2 separate regions of the Mus musculus genome follow, and region 1 is linked to region 2. Evidence: chromatin loops called from intact Hi-C (ENCODE). Cell type or tissue: heart. All regions are shown on one strand. Links, peaks and the distances in the headings refer to the core of each region. The heading gives the core; the rest is flanking DNA.

Region 1 (11,056 bases), core at 1,412-9,411, 65 kb after region 2:
CTAGTCAGGAGGCAATAACGAAAACCCGTCAGAAGAGAAAGATGGAATGATAAGAACCTCCAGAAACTTCCCACAGAACAATCAAGTCTAAAATCATAAAGCAAACCATAGTACAGCCAAGTAAGTATGAAGACGGGAGAGAACGGGCACAGGTGACTAGCTACGTTTCCGTTTCAAACCAGGAATCATTCAGTAAATAAAAAGTACACTAACTATGCTACTCACGTGATCCAATGGGCTTGCAATTTTATACAGAAAACTCTCAGAGTATGTATAAGATGTGTCCATTCAGGAGAATGAGAGAGAATAAACATACAAACATTTGCTTGATATGCAGTGGAATGATCCACTGAGTACCCCACAGTTGCCTCTAGAAGAAGAGTCAGACCCAAGGATGGGACCTATTTAACCTGCTCCTCTCATCTTGTTGCTTTTCTATTATATATATTAGAGTTATCCTCCCCAATGAAGCATTACTAATAATTCTAGTTGCCATGCAAACGTCAATAAACTTTGAAATTCTAAGAAATTCTAAATTTCTTTCCAAAGAAAGCCAATCTCCCATTGTAGAAACAGCTGTAAGATGTTAAGATGAGCCTGGTGCCAGTGTGTATAACAGTGACTGCTGAAGACCTAATGCTTCCGATGTAAGCACCAGAAAACAACAGCTCAGAAACACCGACAACAAACTAAGTAAAGAGAAGCAGGACCAACCCCAGAAATCACCAGAGCCAAGCACAAAAGCTGCACGTCCTTGTTATGGGCTGTCTCTCCATGGGCTTCACCCACTCAAATGCAAACACCGTTTCTTCCTAAGGAATGGTTATTTCTTCCTTTGAAAGCTAAAATGGAGTAGAACCTCTGAAAACAAGCAGGAACTTTGGTTTATAGCAACATTACTGCCAAAGCTTTCTCTTAACAAATATTGGCTGTAGCTGTAGTTAGACAAAGGCTTACCTAAAACAAGAAGTATATGACAGCTAGCTGAAATAAAATTATGTAAGGAACTGCTCAGGGACAGAGAACTAGTTGCTGATCCCACAAACTATCTGTGGCATCTCTTGTTCCTTCTGCTTGCTTTCTATTCCTCTCAGTGTTACCCAAGTGCCACCACCCAGATGGTGGCCTCAGTCCCCATCAATGAAGGGAGACACACATCACTCACTCTGTCATGAAGGAAGATAAGAGCCAGCAGTATGTCATAGATTCCAGCACAGACTTCTGCAGGAGACAGGGTTTCCAAGGCCACTTCCAGAGGCTGCACTCTCTCAGTGACGAGGTGAATGCCATCTGCTTCCACAGTACAAGATAAAAATCTTAGCAAGCAAGGGTGACGGAGTGTCTTTAAGTGCTTTAAAACACAAATAGAAGAGTTGATGAAGTTAATGTCTCAAACCGGATTAATTACAGCTTCACACACACTGTGATGAAAGCCACGCTTTCCCTGAGGGTCTGTTCAACCTCCCTGTGTTCCCCCAGACTTCAAGAACAAGATATGGTCTACACCTACTGACTTTTCTAAAGGAGCTCATAGTGATGCAGACCATGATTCAATCAAAACAGCCATTAGCTAACACTGAAAACTTCCTGTTCCCACTACAGTAAACACCGAAGAATTCATTCATGCACTCAACTATAGTTTTCTCTCTAGAAACTTTTTGAAGATGTGATTTAGATAATATGCAAAGTAGGTTATCCAAGGAACTACCAAGACATGGCCTTGCTTTAAAAAAAATTGGCTCATTTACTGAATACTATTACAAGATGGGGTCATATGTTTTCTGTGGCTTTTTTTGTTTGTTTGTTTTTTGATGTGTGTATGCTGAGGATGGATCGCGTGCTTAACCGTGTTACTTGAATACTATGACTGAGACATATCATCAGCTCAAGTCATTTTCTTCTAAGCTGTCAATATCCCCTGACATGGAACCAAATAGCAAACTGACTGCACTAATAATCTCAACCAAATGCAGCAGTGACTTTAAGGGGCCAAGGACTTTCTTAGTGGAGCCAAAATGGAGCTCGACCCCCCCGCCCCCAGAAGTCAATGATCCTGTAAGGTCTCTCATCAAGAATCAGAGGCAGGATAAACATTCTTAGAGTAGACATATGAAATCACCTGCCTACCTTTCTCATGATTAAAATCCATTACACTGAGTTCTATGAGGGTCTTTGGCTATAGTGAAAGTATGCTGGAGACAGGACAACTGTTTTTATAACACCAAATCATAAAATACTTCTGCATGTGGCTGTAATAAAGATGCTATTAAGACAACTGCAGCACAGTACCTTGGCAGCCTTGTTAACCTTGTCTTCATTTTCTCGCTTATATACAAACACGGAAGCACATTTCCCATCTTGCAATATGGCGGGATAAACAGCAAGTCCAGATGGTAAGGTAAAAGGAGACTCCCTCAGTGTGTAGCTCTTTAAAGCGCTGTTCTCTGATCCCATCCCTGTTGCCGTGAGGCAGTTCTGCAGCTCCTCCTCAAATCCAAACAGCTCTACAAACAAAGAAGAAAAGGAACTGAGACATTAAATCTCGATCTGCAATATTAGCCAGGCTGGCTAATCCAGGTTTCCTCAATGTGACCACTAACAGGTACCCACTCACTCCTGCAGTGCCCACAACTGCATCTGAGAGTACAAATGGGCAACGAGCAGCAAGTTATCAGGAATGCGTGTTACTTAACAGCTAACAACTTCAGAGAAACTGTATTTTACCAAACAGTCACGTGCAGTTCCTCCCCCAAACCCAATCGTACACAAATATCTATAAAGTTTATAAACTTCTTCAGTTAAAGGTAAGTAGCCTTTAGATAAATACAAACGCCATAATTATGACACAAATCTCTCAACTTTAATTTTCCTTGTACTTGGAAGAAAAGCCACAGATATAATCTATGTAATGCTGCTAAAATCCATGCCTATCACTGAGTTTAAAGTGTGTATAGATGCATACACGTTACTATCGAGAGAATGAGAAGATGTGAGGGCGAGAAGCTATAGAATACTGGCTTTTTCAAAATCTCGGAAGATTATCAAATGCACTGAGCTCAGTTTGTCTCTCAAGACCCACTGTGACAGGCCAAAATGCAGAGAACAGGAGACTGCGGCGTTCAGTCCCAACACACAGACCTGGAGCGCGATTTCTGCACTTGAGACTCTGGGATCAGCTTGCAAAAGCCAGAGGGACAGGACGTTTGTTGTGAGACTCTATTTCCTAGGAAAAGTAAGAGACTTTTCTTGTGCTAATAAAGTCAGAGATTCAGACCATCTTGTTAACACGGTCGCCTAAGTAAGACCCAAACAACAAGGACACCAATGGACAAGCTAACTTGAAAGAGTGAAATCTCACACAACCTCACTCATAGCCAAAGAACTACAGGGACCCAGGGAATGCTGAGAATCAGAGATGTTTTCCTCCAGAGGGAAGGGCTCCCAGCTGGTTAGTCAATACCATGTGCTCAACATTAAGATCACACTTGCTTGCTTGCTTGCACACACACACACAGAGCAAGATGTACTTCTGTATTTAGGAGCACACACACATGCAACAAGAAAAAGACGATGAATTTGAGAGAACAATGGCAAGGAGGATGCACGGGAAGGGCTGGAGGGATGACAGAGAAAGGGGGGAAAATGATATGATTAAGTTTAATTCCAAAAAAAAAAATCATATAAAAAAAGGAATGACAAGGACCAGCCATATTTTACTGGGACAAGAGAAAAGCAATGCATGCAGCCAGAGAAAGAAGCTCTGATCATGGATGCAGTGGTCCCTGGGCGGCGAGGGCCTTCTTCCTGCCTCCTGGCCAAAGAGCAGTCGAGTCACAGCCGGATCTTTAGTATCCACAACCAGAATGAAGGGGCGGACCACTGTCTCCTCTATGGATCTGATGTTTTTCTTTATCACTAGTAGCACATCTGAAGCTGGGGTCACCAGGAGGTGGAGCTGGGGCCCCATGGAAGCAAACACGTGGTAGGCACCAAGGAAGTGAGTGGTCAGTGAGATAATGGTAGGCACAAGCTGGGGGAATGGCTGCTTTATAGAGACACACAGGCATCCTCCATCTTGGCCCTGCCTAGTGCCTGCAGGACGAGCAGCTGGCTTCCAATCCAGTTTTTCCACTGCCTCACTGACTAAGCCTCTAGGTGCTTGCGGCTTCCCTGGTGTGGCTTGAGTGGGCCTACACTCCCTGAGACCAACGGACACTTCTACTCTGACCCCTGCTTCAAACACCAGTGAGAAGAGAGGTATGAGTTAGGGAAGGGTTCATTTGAAAAGTATGTGGACCTAGCCTGCATTTTTGGTTCACTACAAAATAAAAGTTTTCAAAATTAAACAATAAAGGAAAACCACAGCAGGTGAGTATCTTCTTGGCAGAAAAACCAGTTTAATTTCGTTAGTCCTGAAGGGATACTGCGGTCACTGAGATTCATGAGCCACGCTGGCAAAAGGCAGGGGCAATGGGCATTTAGCTTACTGATTTCCAATAGCAGGCCAAATCCTTGTTGGAATATTGGCCCTTAGATTATCTATTAACCCTAACTCAATGTTATAAATACGAACATAATACCTTTAGATTTGCAAAAATACTAGGAAGCTACCAAAACCAGTCATTTTTCACAGTGATAAGTCGCCTATGACCCTAAGGAAGAGCACCTTTAAAAAGGCAAGGCTCAGTTTCTACCGAAGCGAATAGGATGCCCTGTACAGAGCCCCGCGCCCAACACAGCAGGGAAAGGGCGCCGAGGACTGGATTTGAGAACACACAAGGCGGTCACTCTGGTTCTCCCCACGCCTGTATCTAAGAGGCAGGACCGCTGGCACCAGCAGTGTTTTACAACCCTCAGGACGGAGCTGAAAGGAGCTTATGGAAATGCAAGACATAAGGAACACTCCCAACTCCACGGATTTTTTCTTGGTTTGGGAAGTAAGAAGGGGACTATGAAATAGTGCCAGGTAGCTTTGAAAGTCACACGAAGGTAGAAAAGGATATTCTAATATGGCATTTTTACTGACTATACCACTTATACTTTCTATAATGAAACGTCGAGTTGACAGTCTAGGATGTGACTGTACACTTTAATCTATCTATGTCTTCCATCCTTCTCATTTCTTTGGCTTCAGGCGAAGCTTCTGAAGGGTTCCATTTGGTTTGGGAGCAGCACCTTGCCTAGGTATTCAACCACATACCACGTGTGCTCTGGGGGAAGTATGTCCCTTAGTTCTCCCGACAGTAGAGACTCTCTTCGGTTCTAGTTCCCTTCGCTTCAAAGAGCCAAAGGTTATGACTTGCCCGAGAGTCCTAAGGATATGTACTCGTTGGCACTTAGATACTGGGTGACAAATCTTACCAGCGGCCCTGTCTCGGCCACGTATGTTCCCTGTCAGGAACTCAACCGCATTGTGCTAGCTGACAAGCAAAACATGTAGTCTCTGTGGACTAAAAGTACTCCGAGGTGTGACATCAGCTCAGAGCACACACATGTCCCCCAACCCAGCAGCAGCAGCGATCCCAGAACTCAGCAAAAGCGACCTTGGGAGATGTTGTTGTCTTTTCTACACGTGAAGCCCGGGGGCTGAGTGTGGACGCTCGTCGGGGACCCTGCACCGCGCGGCCTTCCCGCTGGACTCCAGGCCCGGTCTCTCGGCCCTCCACCGGCCTCGGCCGGCGGGGCTCACCCGAGACGCCAGGCACAGGGGCACCCCGAACTCCCCGGGGCAGCGCTCAACCGGCCGCCCCGGCTCGCTTCCCGCCCCGCCGTCCAGGCCGCACGGCTCCCGGTTACCTGCGGGCGGCGGGAGGAGGCTGGCGGCTCCGCTCCCTCTTGGCCCGCGGCTGGCTCCGACGCTCAGACCCCGGCTCCTCCACCCACAGACACCCCCGAGGACCCGGCTCCGGCGGCTCTCCGAGGGCCCGGAAGCGGCTCAACAGCCGGGCCTTCAGTTCCTCCGACGCCACCACCGAGGCGCGAACCCGGAACCGAGCTAGAGCGGCCGCACAGGTGCTGCGAGGGCGCGGGCCCGGGTAGGTGTGGGCGCCAGGGGAGCCTGCGCCGCACGCCTGTTCCCGGCAGCCGGCTCTGGCGGCAGGGAAGCCTCTCTGCGTGTGTCTTCAGCCCGACTGCAGGGGCATCCCGGTTTTCATGTTTGGGTTTTTAACCAGCCGCTTTTGAGTTCATTTCCGCCCGAATCCAAAATGGCCACCTCTGGCTTCAGACAAGTAAGGGGGCGGGGAGGAGGAGGAGAGGAGTTTGGGGCTGAGCCAGAACTTTTCCGGTTGTGACTGCCCCCTCAGCATCCTGGCCACCAGGATTGGCCTGCTGTCAGAGAAGATATGTATGTATGTATGTATGTATGTATGTATGTATGTATGTATGTATGTATGTATGTATGTATTTAGTGAAGTCAGAAATCATGGCGATTAACGCTTGAGACTTAATTAAGGCTTAAGGTTTCAGATGGAAAACCTGGAATCATAATTCAGCGAAATAGTACAATTAGAAGGAATGTCACGCAAGACCGGAGAGGACCGGACAGGAGGGAAGAAAGTGAAGAGGAGAAAAGGGGAAGGGAGGAGAGGGGAAATAAGGATGGGGGGGGGGTGTGTGGGAAAGGAACGGAGGAAGAGAAGACTACACCTGTGATAGAATTACCAGCTCCAATATCCGCTGACTTCTTGTTCTCTTCGAAAGTTCACCTTCGTTACAATAACCGAAGACTAAATGATCAACCCATTTGCGTGTGGGAGGTCGCAGCCAGCCTCTGCCTTCCTGGTAAAGAATGTAGATAAAGTAACATCAGCTACCACGTCCTGTAAGGCAAGTCAGAATGAGACCAGGATTGTCTTGATCAATTTATTTTGTGCCTTTCTTTTCCTGGAGGAGTAGAATTGAGCCACTTCAACCAGGGCAAGAAATCCACTGGGAGGATGATGCATTCCTGACTCACATCTATGCTGTATCGTTCGCTCTGGGTGCTTGCTCGCATTCTCATCCATTCTTTGATCACTAATCCTAGTCCAGCTGTGGATGGGATCCTGGGTAGCATGTAGCCTGTTTTCTCAAACACGATGGTCACCTACTCCTCTAAAATTAACACTAGAAGACAGTTCCCTGCTGCATGTGTAAGACATGATTGGAAGGGACACACTCAATACTTCTACCATCTACTCACTTCATTTATCCTGGTGTCACTCAGGTTTCTAAATAAACCATCTCTTACATCTCTGCATTAAGATTCCAGATATTTTTGAGGCCACGGGTTAACTTACACATCTTACCCTCAATAGGGTATGTCAGTCATTCTGTCCAGCGGACATTTGATTCTGTAGGAAAAAGGACCAGTATTGTACAGGCACACACAGATTCAGTTACCCCGCCTGGAGTTGGGTGACAGGTGATATTGCTCAGGTGGCACATGGACACGGGCTGGAGATAAGTAAGCTCTGCCCCTGGCTTGCAGTTCACTGATTAAGCCAGGCTCTCTGTCCAGGGAGCCCCAGAATCCACCTGCCTTTGCTTCCCCAGTGCTGGGCTTCCAGGCATAAGAACTTGGATTCTAATGATCAGACTGAGGTTCCAAGCACCTTACTGACTGAGCCATCTCCTAATGCCCCTCCCCACAAGATTACAGATTATTTGCATATGAGCCTTTGTGAAGATTTTGGGCTCACTAGATTCTTATGCCTTTCAGCCTATTTGACCTATTTTGAAGTTACTCATTTTGGCAATGAAAATTCACTTTTTAACATCCTTAAAAACACCATTAATCTGCATTAGATATGGGAAGGGCATTATCTGTAGTATCTGTCTCTAAGTATGGGTTTCTGATTTAAATCCTCCCAATGCCAATCCAAGCGTGAAATGCTTCTTAGCCTCCAAGTGTACACCAATCACCTCAGAGTTTAAGTGAAGAGAAAATAATAGATGTGTTGAGTAGTCTAGGTCTTGTCAAATGGCCTCAGACCTTAGTACAACTGACCCCATGATGGAAGTACCATCCAGGCTGTAAAACTCAGCATGTAGGCAGCACCACGTGCCAAAACTAAAACAAAGGCCTAATCCACCAAAGTCCCTTGTTCTGGGAAAGTCTCTAAATGAACTAACCTTGCTTTTTAGCTTCTGTAGCTCTGCTTCTGGCTAACTGTTCTTGTTAACAGAACATGGTTTTTCTGCTTAAAAGCTCACCCTGAGAAAGGCTCAGGGCTGCATAGGCATCCTGAACATCCAGTGTAGTTGTTGGCTGTCTAAAAAAAACAAAAAAAACAAAAAAAAAAAAACAAACACCTTTCTGTTGGCTTAAACCCATGTCTGAGCAGTCTTTTTGGAGAATACTCCACAATATTTCTGGATACCTCAAAAGATCCCAGAGACCACACTTCAAGATACCGGGGTGGTGGGATGAGGAGGTGTCTCAGAGACCCTTGGATCAAGGAAGAGTTGGGCTGTCAAGGGGCCCCTAGGGGGACACAAGTGGAGATGCTCCAGCTTCCCAGAGCTGCCTTTGATCACTCACTGCCTAAGGTTTTGGAGGGGTCTCACACCTCTACCGGGAAAGGAAGCAGGTTGCCTTGGTCTATGACCTCCGGAGATAAGTCTGGTCATGGCACATTCTGTTTGGACACACAGGAGAGGTCGACATGTCTGCTGATCCAGTGTCCATGTGATTTGTGACTGGATCCTTTTGTCTGTTCAGGTATATAAATGTGGTGGCTACCCCTTGTTGTCTTTTCTGTCTTTGTCTGTCTGTCTGTCTGTCTGTCTGTCTGTCTCTCTCTCTCTTATGTGTCTTTGTGTGTCTGTGTCTACGTGTTTCTGTCAGTTCTATTTCTCTGTATTCACTAGTGGCTTTCTCTGGTGTAAGAACCTGTAACCCAGGCTTAAGACCTGTACCCCATTCCATTAAGGACCCAAATCCTTTTGACTCTGCCAGGTTACCCAGACAGACAGACAAACAAACAGACAGACAAACAAAACAAAACCAAAAGTCAAAAACCAAACCAAATTTAAAGGCCCCACAACTAACTAACTAACTAACTAACTAACTAACTAACTTTATTTTGGACTCAATATAGAATTATTTGATATAGATTTTTTTAGTTAAATAATATAGATTGATTTAGTTATAACCAACCAACTAACTAACTAACTAACTAACTAACTAACTAGAGTCCACCTGCCCGCTTTAGGAGCAAGGGGCCTTGCTAGTTGCTTTGCTACACTTCTGCTCACAGTCAGGGTTGGTTCCTGTGTGGATGTGGGAGGGGACAGGCCTCTCGTCCAGTGCCCCCTGTCCTCTAAGCAGAATGCAGGAAATAGTTCTCTCCCAGGTAAGCATTTCCTCTCTGTGGCCTGCTCTAAACAGCCCCAGGGAGGAAGAAATGTCCCCCCTGGGCTGAGCCCAAAGGAAAAGAGAAAGTTTCTCTCCTTCCTCTTTTATGATTTGTGTTGCATTTTTAATCAGTGATCCAAAAAATGCACTATTCTGCAAATAAATAAATAAAAATTTTAAAATGAACAAAACTTCCTCTGTACTGGGCAGTGGATTGCTGGAGACCACACAGCCTGGACAAAGTGGACTTTTGTTTCTGCCTAACACTGACCAGGAAGACATTAAATGAATCTCACTAGGCACTTTTTTTAAAAGATTAAACATTTCCTTTGTCACCCAGTTGGCCCCAGATATTAGAAAAAATTATAAAGGTTTTTTCCTTTTTCTTTTCTTTTTTAAAAGTATTAGCAGGTTCCAGTTGCTGTAGGTTGGTCAAAGTGTTTTTAACAATAGAGAACCGATTGTGACAGGACCTTTTGCATGACCTGAAAGCCACTGTCACCTTCTCTTATGATGAGATGTAGTTAGACTTACAAATACCCAGCAAAAATTGTATGTCTCGTGCTCTGTCAGAAGAAACCAACCCCAGCCCCACGCCAGGACCAAGCTCATATAGTTGTTCAACTAACGAGTTCAGCTACCTCTGTCCAGCATAAACAATACCCAGTGACCCTGGAAACAACAAGGGAAATTGCAGTCCATATTGTCTGGCTTGAAGAGACAGGCATCCCGGTACCCTGCCAGTCATTCTCCTGCCCGTGCAGAAATCTGGGGTCTCAGAATCTCACGATTTTAGAGAGACAGTTGTACACTGAAAGATGCATCCCTCAACCTCCCACTGTCAGAGATGAGTCAACCCATCTTTGCTTTTAAGTGGATAGACCCACTTAAAAGGTTACAGTGGGCAATATACCTGCACTAGGTTGCCCCAGGATTTAAAGACACTAAGTACAGACTTCCTGCTCTTCTACCAGAGGTTTCCTGGGAAATGAATTATAAAAGGGACTGCCGTAAGAGTTACAGATCGTTGGTTACAAAATGTTGGCTAAGAAAGCCTAGCTTTATAGAAGATCCCACCAGCCAAGGGGAGGCAAGGAGCCTGTCTCAGAGTAGGTTTGAACTTCAGATCTCAGCTCCAAAGACTAAGAAAGAGGTTTGAGAGTTTGAGATTTGAGAGGTAGGTGCAGCAGGATATTGCTGCCTCTGGATGACAGAGTTTGTGAAAATAGCAAGGCCTCTATACACCTCTATACACCACCACAGTTGTGTGTGTGTGTGTGTGTGTGTTTTGAGGGGTATGGGATGAAGGGCACTGAACCCTTAATCCAGACTGAGATTAAACAAGACAAAAGGGGTTTTAACCTAAACTTTGGGGTCATGGCAACACCCTGTGATATACTTGCCAAAATGACTGGACCCTGTAGCCACAGGTTGTACCCACCTGTCTAAGAGCTGTGGCCGCTACTGCTAACTTAATAAAAGAAAGCAAAGACCTTAAGTATGGATCAAGATCTTATACTCATAGCACTCAGGACATCATTGAGGCCCTCCCCTGAAAAGTATCAGAATGCTGGATTTCTAATGACTGTGTGACCCAGTATCAGGTCCTGCTCCTGCCTCACCATTGAGTCAGGTTTGAGCAACCCACCACCATCAACCCTGCTACCCTCTTGGCTGATGGCAACCCACAGGTACTCATCTGCGATTGTCACGAGA
Region 2 (11,056 bases), core at 1,989-9,988:
GTAACACACACACACACACACACATTAAAAATAAAATAAAAAAAAAAGAATTCTTAGAGTTTTATTCATACATAGGAAATATAATTGGTCCACGATACTCAACTTTAACTTATTTTCCAAAAAATTATAGAGCTACTATTACAAACCCTGTTTTATGGATGGGGAAACTATGTTTTTAGGTTTTTGATATATTTCAATTAATACACAGTGATTGTTCATATTAGCGGGCTCTTGTGTGCTATGGGAAGCTGATACTGGAGTATAAAACCCATTGTCTGAACATATACATCATCTTACATGACTAAACTATTTACTTAATAAATCTTTCTAGGCATCCTTCTCTTGGAATGGATTTGTAATCAAAATTCCTACCTCGAATCTTTTTTGTAGCCAACTGTCTTGGGCTGTCTTGGGTAAAAGTCCTTTGGGCTGCTACCCCCAGCATAATCTTTAATGGTTGCATTAATCTAGGTCCAGCACTCAATCTCACTTTCCTTATCATGGTTTTCTTGAGGCCTCTCTCTATGGGCTCAAATTATGTGCCGAGCATCTGTTGCTTCTAGAAAGGCTTCATGGATGACCCCTCACCAAGAGTCTAACTTACCTGGAGAATTGAGGTAACCTATTTGTCTCAAAAACTTTAATACTGGCTATCAAGGGACATCTAGTACTTTGTAACTCCACCATTAGCCAACTCAGCCAAGGCTTAGAAAACAGACTTTGTTCTGTTAGCTAGTACATGTATGTCTGTGTCTCTCCCTGTGTGTGTATATATGTGTATGCGTGCTTGAATGTGTGTGTGTGTGTGTGTGTGTGTGTGTGTGTGTGTGTGTGTGTGTGTGTCTGTGTCTCTCCCTCTGTGTGTGTGTGCTTATGTGTGTACTGGAATTGTTAGTTGTGGCAATTTTGACAACAGTATGTTTGTTCAAGCATTTGACACACGATACGTCTTCTGTGTCTTTACACCTGTGGATTTATCTGATGAGAGTCAAAGTATTTGATTTACTTTCTTTATAAAATGGCACAGCCAAATCCACTGGAAACAGCGAGAGTCACAGGCACAGCTGGCTGACGAAGTTTCACCAAAGCTGAGGGGATTGTGGCAACTTCCGCTTTTCTGTCTTTCTGTCTCTAACTTTTGGTCTAACTTTTGGTGTGTTGCATCCTTGGGGACTTTCTGCATTATGATTCAATTTATGTCTTTTCCTGAGAAAAATTATGTCTGAGTATTTTTAGGAAAAATCCTAAAGTTAACTCTCTTCGGCCACTACTTGGAAGGCTTCCTTATGCCATAGAGATCATTAAGCACAGTTAGATGAAGCCATTACTCCAGGAATCTTCTTGGGGTTTCTGCCCCTGAGCTAACTCAAACAATATAACTGATGCAGGGCAAACCGAGACAATTGACAGACTCTGACTGGCCAGAAAAAAAAATAGGTTACAGATTTAAGGTCTCTTTTTATTATTATAGGCTTAGCGGTCTCTTAAAAATGTAGTTTAAAGATAGGACGGGCATAGAGGGTATACTTTTGAAGGAATAAAATTCAGTAAATAAGATAGACCAACTAAAATAAAGTTTTCCTACTTTATAGTGAAGATGATGGTACATATAGTAAAAGAAGTTAGGTATTAGGATTTGCTATTCATAATTCAGATATTTTCTGTTTGTCTTTGAAATGCTTTCATACAATAAGCATTACAGCAGGTCGTGGTAGCACACACCTTTAATCCCAGCACTCGGGAGGCAGAGGCAGGCGGATTTCTGAGTTCGAGGCCAGCCTGGTCTACAAAGTGAGCTTCAGGACAGCCAGGGCTACACAGAGAAATCCTGTCTCGAAAACCCAAAAAAACCAACAAGCACTGCCAGCCTAAAAGCAGGCTGTCATAATATGATCTGTTTGCTTTGGAGGAGACATTCTTTAGATTTGAGCTATAGGGTAACAACAAGAATTCATTCTGTTTGTTTTTTAATTATGACTGAACTTGTAACCCTGAACACATAATGAAAAGTCAAACACATATTCTGTACCACTTGGATAATCATTAGGCTGTTTTGTTCTGTGAAGCTTGAAAAATAAAGAAGCACCAGGCTGCTAGTCAGTCAGAGCAGCAGAAACTGCCTGGTGGGGAGTCAGAGCTACAGAAGTAGCCTGATTGGTGGCAAGTCAGAGGTGTGAAATTCCCCCAACCATCTCCTGACTCACTCTCTCCCCTTCCAACCCCTCATCTCCCCTGCAGGGACACCCTGTCAGCAAGAACCCTCTTTATCCTCTCTGTGCTGAGGAAGGCCCCCAGCAATAAAACAATTGGAAAAACAGAAATGATTACATATACATACATGTGATTTATAAGGATGTATGTTTAACTGTCATTACTGAATAAGAGTATCAAGATTTACAATCAAAATAGGCCCTAATAGGTTGATCTATCTACATGCTGAAAACTGAAAAGCTTTCAGGACTGGAGAATTTGGTTCAAAGACAGGTTACTTATAGCCCTTGCCTATAAACCCAACACTAAGGAGCGACGAGGCAGGAGGACTGCTGGGAATTAAAGGACAGATTGTGCAAGTCAGTTGATTGCTAGTCTGTGCTATTAGCAAGACCTAATCCTACACACAAAATAAATAAAACATTATGATTTAAGGTAGAAAGTTTGAGTAGGACTATTTAACAGTCTCAACTTACCTATAAAGTGAGGGTCATTATTGAGGTTATAAGTATTAAATAATAATATTATGTAACTTTTATTAGCTGTGTATAAATAAATGCTGAGGACACATTAGCTTTCACAACTGGGAATAACAAAGCATTATTAAATAGGGGGTGACATACAAGACTATAATTAAGTAAAATACTATACAAAAATGACATGTCATCAGGGTTCCAATAAATATCACATTAAGTCCAAGATATAGTGTGATTTAGGGTCCTCCAAGAAAGAAAAAGTTTAGATAACACACCAGTATCACATCACCAGACTGGCTCTGAGTGAGGCACCTGCTCCCAAGTAATGATATAGAGACTTATTGATGAAAGTGTGGTCTTAGTTGGTTTGTTCCCAACTAGATCGTGTAACTTAAATTAACCTGTTTATACTAATCTACACTCTGCCACAAGGCTCTGCCATGTGGCCCATTACCTTTCATCAGTGTGAACATCTGTTTGTTCCTTCATGGATGGCTGGAGAATGCCTCACACCTGATTCTTTCCCAGAGTTCCTTTCTCTGCCAGAAGTCAAGCCTATCCTCTCCTGCCTAGCTCTGGGCCATTCAGTTCTTTATTAAAACAATCAGAAACACCTTCACACAAAAAGATTTTTCCCAACACAGTAGATCTCAATTTTGGAAGAGATATGAAGATATTTGTACCAGAGTCAACCAAAGCAGTACATTTCCATCCCCGCTTTCTTTCTTGAGGATCTTATAGCCCAGAATCTGAAGTCATCCTTCCCTACTTTTCCTCTAATCAAGGTCCCAGGGTCTCATACTTGGCTTACAGTGGTGAGAGATTAACTTCAAGTATTGTTCCTCCCATTACCACCTATACACTTGTAGTTGTTGTTGAACTTTTGGGTTGGGACCTAGGTTCTCCTGCACGCTAGCAAATGCTCTACCACAGAGCTGCATCCCCAGCCACTTTCACACTCTGTAACAGATTCATGTTTGTTTTTCTTAATGCAAATCCAACTGCCTAGTATGCTAACACTTTGACATACGCAAATCAATAAACATCTTCTGAGTTAACACAGGCCTTGGACCAGACGCTTGAGGTCAGTATTATTCAGGGATCCAAGTCCGTATCAAAGTCTGTATCGATCTAGCCAGGCACTTCAGGGAGACAAGGAACTAACAAAGGCTGCAGAGAGATTCATAAACTTGTCAAGAAATGGGAGTATTCCCTCGGAACATGTTTATGGAGTGTTAGAGATTGTAGAAAGATCAAATAGAATGAGGATGGAGAAAGAACTTTTACACAAAGTGATTCAAGAGCTCATTAAATTCTCAAGGAAACTTGTAGTTTTACATAGAAAACATGAGGCTACTACTTCTATACTTTGCTTATTATTTCAATAAGTAAATTAAAAAAAAAAAACACCAAACCGTAATTTCAGAATAACAATAAAAAAGAAATTGAACAGTCACAAATTCTGGGGTATTCTTTTTATTTCATTACGCCATTCGGTGCATATTAACTGGGGTGCTTAAAAGTCATCTCCATTAGAAATCTCTTTAGACCTTCATCAATTACTTCAAGTGTTCGAGTCTCAAATACACCCTTTTCTTCTACAAACTTCTGGAAGAGATGAACGCCACCACCAACACCAAAATAATGTGCTTTGCTGGCCAGAAGCACCCGGCCACTCCTACTTAATAGCCTGAGGAATGTTTCATGCAAAGTGCTGTAATAATCCGGATTATAAATGGTTTCTGAAGTGAGAATGAGGTCATATTTCACAAACAGTTTTTCACGTAATACAAGCTTGCAAAACTCAGCCCACTCCCCAGAGAACAAGCGACATTTACAGATTTCTCGGCCTACTTCTGACTTCCTTTGTCTTTTCCCATCTGGCTCATTTTTGCCATTGCTGTCATCTTGCAAAGGGACATTAGCAACTACATTAGGTAAGGTCACCTCATCGATCACCAAACCGTTGTAATCTTGAAAATGAACTTCCCTAGCCCCTCCTTTGGATGCAGTTATCCCAAGCAGCCCAGACCCACAGCCAAGGTCTAACACTTTCTGCCCAGCAAATTTCACTTTGGCTTTTGTGAAGTAAGTCAAGAGGTCAAAGGTGCATTCCCAGATTTTCAAGCCTCCTTCATAAACACCTGGGATCAGATCAGAATGAGAAGAAAAGCTCTTTGAAACGATGTTTTCTCCAGGGAATTTCTCTTTCAAAGAGACGGTTTTCACTACTGCTGTGTTAGCATGCTGGGGACCTGGCAACATTTCCAAAACCGTATTTTCTAAGACGTGATTCACATCTTTAGGCATCACATGTTCTTTAGCAGGTTTCCAGGAGGGCTGGTGTTTACAAGCTTCTGGGTCATCTGACCTGTCAGCAATAGGGGGTGGGCTGCCAGTGTCTTCAGAGGAAGCTGCATTTCCCAGTGAGGAGCATTTCCAAGAGTGATCCCGAGGCAAGCCCGGACGTTCTGTAGATTGCCTTTTGTCCTGCTTTCCTTTCTGACTTTCTAAGACACAAGTTCCATCATCGAGGGATGTTAATTTATTTTCCAGATCTTCTTCTATGCTGAAATTGAATTGAAAGGCCATCCTCTTTTTCTATGCACACCGTTTTTTTACCAAAGGATGATGCTTCAGCTTCTAGAAAGAATTTAATGGCATAACCGATCACACAGTCGATTAGTTCTGTTGCGCCCAATGTCTGTTAGCTGCGTATACACCATCAGATGTATTCAGAGGGGGCTCCAAAGACGTTTTAGACGCCTTTGATCCTTTTTCAGTTCAGCCCTGGAAAGGGAAGGGGGAAAAGAAAATGTTTAAAAACAAAAACAAAAAAAGGCTGTGTGTATGCGATTTAGCAAAATGCACAGATGCCTTAAGTATTCAAAAGTAGAAGATAAAACATAAAGACAAACAAAAGAATAGCTATAGCAGCTACCACCTTCACCAGAACAATAAACCCCAAGATTTGTAGACAGGACAGCCTAGCTACCTGCTGCCTGGTCTTTTTTTTTTTTTTTTTTTTTTTGGTTTTTCGAGACAGGGTTTCTCTATAGCCCTGGCTGTTCTGGAACTCACTTTGTAGACCAGGCTGGCCTCGAACTCAGAAATCCACCTGCCTCTGTCTCCCGAGTGCTGGGATTAAAGGCGTGCGCCACCATGCCCAGCTTCCTGCCTGGTCTTTTAGTTGCCTTGTGCTCAGGCATCTTCACCTTCATCTTCCTAAATTTCTGACGCATCTACAGTAATTATTTTCTCTTTGTTCACAGTGGCATCCAGGTTTGTTCCTTCATCTCTGCCTCGCAAAAACAGTTTAAGGTTTTATTTGGGTAAGTAGGGTATCCATTTTCAAACACACACAGGTGTGTGTGATCTGGTGTGTGCAAACTCATCCAAACGGTACATTTATGTGTACGTAGTTCTACACCTTATGTGACTGGAGGGATGAATAAAGACTAGGACTGTGGAAAGTATAATCGATTGTATAGAAACATTTCCGGCAATATGCCAGACCATAACACCCGTTTTAATTTGCACATTTCTGGACGGTGGGATCTCCGTTCACTTGGCAGGAGCCGTAGGAACGGAAGCACGCACGCCAGTAAAATCATTCCTATTCTCGAACGCACCTCACAGGGGAGTAGAGTCATTCCTGGCCTCAGCCCAGGTCACCCTTGAAACTACGCGTCGTCTCAAAGTCCCCCCGGACTGAGGATAGCAAACCTGAGGACTTCTGGTCTCAGCATTGGAAAGTCAGACGCCAGGGCGAACAAACTACCGGAGAAACTCGCCTTCAGCCTACGGCGAACACCAACGAGATGAGTCCTCCAATAGCTAGAGAGGGCCCCGACGCTTGGGGGCGAGAGTGCTCCTCTCTATGGTTTGGTGGGGGCGGAGCTCTCTCAAAGCCTGCTGGGACGGCGTTCCAAGCTGTGGCGGGAGTCGTGCGGATTCGTTCGTCTCTCGGGGGTGGCGAAAGAATGTCGCAGGACGATGCGGAGGTGGCGAGCGGGGTCGTGCTGGAGGAACTCAGCAGCTGGTCGGAGGAGATGTGCCGTCGGGAGCTGCCTTCGGTGCTGCCCCGGCTCCTCATATCCTTGGAGGGCGCTGAGCGGGGGGTGTGTCGCGAGCCTGCTCCGCCCTGACGCGGGCAGCCTGGGATTCGAACTCTGTTTTGTTTTGCGAGGTGATGGTTAAGGGAACGAGGACAACCGTGGGTTGAGGGGCTAGGCGCGCCTAGCATTGTCGGACGATTGCGACTGGAGCGTTTGAAAATGATGAGTGCTCTCATGCCTTAAGTTTAGTTCTCTGTTCCTAAGTTTGCCCGGTCGGTCGCACTTGCCTAAGTGTGGGAGATGCCCGCGCTGGTGCTCAGTATCTGGATGAAGCGTGAGAGCTGAAGGATGTAGTTGTAGTTCTTCCGTGGTACCACATCTTCAAAGGATGGTCTGTAAACAAAAATGCTTTTCCCCTTTCGAACCCGTTTCCCTTTTAAGTTACAAGGCGGTGCTTCAGGTATTGGCTTTAATCGAGTTGTAATTGTGTGGAGTTAGGTGCAAAGAATAATTATGTAATGCTTTTGTGTTTGTAATTGGAAGTCGACTCCCTTCATGTAAAAGGTGATTTTAATTTTATGATTTTGATCATACCTTCTATTTAAAATTACACACACAGAAACAGACACACACACACCCCTCCAAAAACTGAAAATACCATTACATTTAGTGAAAGTTCAAACCTTGCACGAATGATGTTTCATAGTATAACTTAAGTTCTCTCACACTGAAGTCATTCCTTAGACATTAGCAAAATCCAACGTGGTGCTGATGACCGTTTTTAAAGTACTCCGTGTGTGGATATGGAATTATTTTGCTTTTTAGATGGTAGTCCTGACTGGCCTGATACTAGCTATACAAAACAGACTGGTCTTGGGTTTGCAGTAATCCTGAGTTTGCAGTGCTGGAATTTTTGTGTGTCAACGAGAAGGGTTGTTTTTATGGAATTTCCTCCTGGAAACAACTGTTTTCCTACTCAAAAGATGTTTATTTATGTAATGTGTGTCTCAGACTGCTAGGCTTAGAGGGAATGAAGATATCTGTTATTTACCCTCCCCTCAGTATTACAGGTACCACACTACATTTAGAGTACCATTTCTACCTTACCTTGCTACCTACTGAAAACGCAAATCTCATTTCCAGGTTTTCTTCTGTAAGTAAACCTTGAACACTCTTTTTGCAACCAGCTAATTATGATTTCTGATTCTAAATTACTCCATGAATCTACCTGTCCCCCACTGTGATTCTAATCTTTACAACCTGTACTAGGAATATTTTTTTTATTTTCTACATAGTTCTTCTATAATACATTCTTAACAAAGTTTAGAGTAAAAACAAGCAAACAAACAAACAAACAACTCCAAACCTCCCTCTTTTATATGTGGCTTAATTTTAAAAACACAGTCTGAACTTGTCTCCAAGGTTCCCTATAGTTTGAACCTGGCCTGTCCTTCATACATAATGTCCTTACATTCAGTCCACCAATCATCAGGCTGACCTACTTCAGGGTCTTTGTTCTCAGCCCAGCTTGTTCTCCAGTCTTTTCAACATCTCATTCTGGGCTTCCTCAGAGTTACTTTCTTACAGGAACCTTTTTATCAATCTTTTTTTGTTTGTTTGTTTGTTTTGTTTTTTCAAGACAGGGTTTCTCTGTGTAGCCCTGGCTGTCCTGGAACTCACTCTGTAGACCAGGCTGCCCTCGAACTCAGAAATCCGCCTGCCTCTGACTCCCAAGTGCTGGGATTAAAGGCGTGTGCCACCACACCCGGCTCCTTTTTCTCAATCTTAAGCAGTCCTTGAAACCTTTAACTTTTTTTTTTTTTTTTAAGGTTTTGATTGCTTTGTTAAAACACTATGATCAAAATCATCTTGGGGAGAAAAAGCTTTATTTCAGCTTGAGTGAAGTTCCATATCACAGTCCATTATCAAAGGAAGTGAGGACAGGAACTCAAGCAAAGCAGAGACCTGTGGAGAAGGACTGCTTTCTCCTCAGTCTATGGAGGAGGACTGCTTACTCCTCAGTCTGTGGAGGAGGACTGCTTGCTCCTCAGTCTGTGGAGGAGGCCTGCTTACTGGCTTCCTCCTCGGCCTGTGGAGGAGGACTGCTTACTGGCTTGCTCCTCAGTCTGCTTTCTTAGCACCCAACGCCACCAGCCCAGTGAATACTGCTCAAAGTGAGCTAGGCACTTTCACATCAGTCATCAAGAAAATCCACTTCAAATCAAGTGAGCAAAGCCCACACGAACTCAGAGACTGAAGCAGCAAGCACGGCATACACAAGAACCACACCAAATTCTCTTGTGCATGTATTCCAGCTTTCAGCTTAGTATTTTGATAGGACGCCAGAGTATGTGAACAAGTGGGTCGGAGTATTATGCTTTCTCTTGGGCTCTTTTTCTTCTGTTGGCTCGCCTTGTCCAAATTTGATTTTTTTAAAATCTTACTGTAATTTATTTTGTGTTTTCTTATCTCTGAGAAGCTTGATATTTTCTAATAGAGACAGAAAGGGAGGATCCTGATGGGAGGGGTGCTGGGGAGGAACTAGGAGGAGCAGAGGGAGGGGAAACTGTAATCAGGATATATTGTTTTAGAAAAGATTATTTTCACTAAGGATCGGGGAATGCACTATAGACTTGCCTTTAGGCAAACGTTATGGAGGCATTTACTCAAGAGTCCCTTCTTCCAAATGACCAGCTCATGTCAATTTGACCTAAGACTGACCAGCACACTATTACATTTATGGTGCTGCTTACAGTTTCCTGGAGACCATTTGATCCTTAAAAGAACTTATTTGCCTATCCACTTTTTTTCTTAATTGCACTGCTAAGTACAGAAGCAGGAACTTGCTTTTATCCTTACCACTGAGAATAGTTACTGGCACATATGTATTCAATAAAAATGCCTAGGTGTTGTTACCAAGGTGACTCAGTGGGTCAAGGCGCTTTGCTGCCAAGCCTGATAACCTGAGTTCAATCCCTGATACCCACAAGGTAGGATTGCTGCAGGTTGTTCTCACAGTGCCCACCTCCCCACACAAAAATGCCTAGGTGTCTCAAATAAGTAGTTTTCAGTATAGTAGTATTTACTTTCATTATGTACAACAAATGGAAGAAAAGTGAAGTAGATCACAATCTTATCACTTAAAATTAGTTTCATGCTTTTCTTCTTATATATTGCCCAGCCTGAATATTTTCAGGCTTATAATGTAATTGTGGAGTAGCAAACTTTCTGAATTTAAACTGGAATTGGTCCTGTTGACAGATTCTACCCTTCTGAACAGAAAAAAATAATTGGGTTACTTCATTGCATTTGATTGCACTTATAAAATATGCAGAGTGAAAGTTCAGAAGAGAGAATTTTGTGATGTTTATGAGTACCCATTTTCTTGACATTGTACAAGGGTTCTTACTACTTTTACAATAAAATATTTCTAAAAATTCTCAGTGATACACAAGTGTAATTTGTACTGTGTCTATCATTACCTCTTCTATTGGATATCTAGTTGTAACAACTTCAAGCTCCTCTATGCAGAAGATTTTCACTGGGTAAGGTTGGTAAGATAGGTGTGTAAGTAATATGTTAGTTAATGGAGATACAAGTAGAAGTGTGAAGGAGAGTTTCTGAAACTGAAACTTGGGATTATTCAGTGCTTTCTTCCATCAGTCATATGTGCTTCATGACTACACTGAGTTGGAAAGTTCCTTAACCGTAAGTAATTAGGGTTAATATCCTTAAAATATTTTCACAAAATCTTTGTTCACTTGATAAATGTTAAGTTTTCAAAGGTAAAAGAAAGCCAGGGATTTGGGCATAATTTCAGTCTCTTAGGGTTTATCAGCAAATTTTAAGCACTCTTTTTAAATTTATTCCTTAATTTATATTTTACTCTATGTATCAATGTTCTGAAAGTTGGATTGAACATATCCGTAAGTAAGATTATGTTGTATATGTGATAAGTATATGAATGCCAGTAGACTTTACAGGTTTATATTACCTTCAGATTTAACCTTTTCTTTATTGTAACTTCAGTAACTTCCTGTTACATAAAATGAGCCAGTTCCTTCCAATCATAGTGTTTTTAAGTTTTAAATTCCATTTTTGATGATGTATAAGCACAATAAAAATTTTAGTGTTATGCTGTGCTGGGACCAAGATTGGGTATTGTTATACCATGTCAGCCTGTTATAACGTTTGGCCTCTTAACATGTTTAATGCCATTTAGAAACCATTCCCATGTTAGAAGAAACTCAGTGTCTGGACTCTAGATCTAGATGATGACAAATGTATCATTTGGGAAGTGGTTACTCTCAT

The links. Hi-C counts contacts between places; a loop is a spot of excess contacts. Peaks named below come from ENCODE experiments on the same cell type or tissue, not always from the same donor. Only the 100,000 strongest peaks of a DNase experiment are listed, where the experiment ranks them.
Region 1: it touches region 2 in a loop (7-fold over the local background); 9 of 42 quality-filtered maps call a loop at or near these places.

The regions. Positions count from the first base shown.
Region 1 is chr1:163,924,927-163,935,982 of GRCm38, reverse strand. Scyl3 (SCY1-like 3 (S. cerevisiae)) reads right to left here and starts at 6,218. Exons shown (of 14, transcript NM_028776.5): 1 at 5,797-6,218; 2 at 2,290-2,504; 3 at 1,166-1,351. The coding sequence starts at 2,454. In heart, for the core only: no CTCF peak of the experiment used is centred there; DNase peaks (open chromatin) are centred at 6,002 and 6,242; H3K4me3 peaks cover 2,260 bases; H3K27ac peaks cover 1,423 bases.
Region 2 is chr1:163,990,335-164,001,390 of GRCm38, reverse strand. It overlaps BC055324 (cDNA sequence BC055324), which reads left to right and starts at 6,595. Exons shown (of 24, transcript NM_201364.2): 1 at 6,595-6,781; 2 at 10,632-10,671. The coding sequence starts at 6,671. It overlaps Mettl18 (methyltransferase like 18), which reads right to left and starts at 6,502. Exons shown (of 2, transcript NM_027279.3): 1 at 6,320-6,502; 2 at 4,148-5,477. The coding sequence starts at 5,279. The coding sequence ends at 4,191. In heart, for the core only: a CTCF peak has its summit at 6,535; a DNase peak (open chromatin) is centred at 6,550; H3K4me3 peaks cover 2,399 bases; H3K27ac peaks cover 1,379 bases.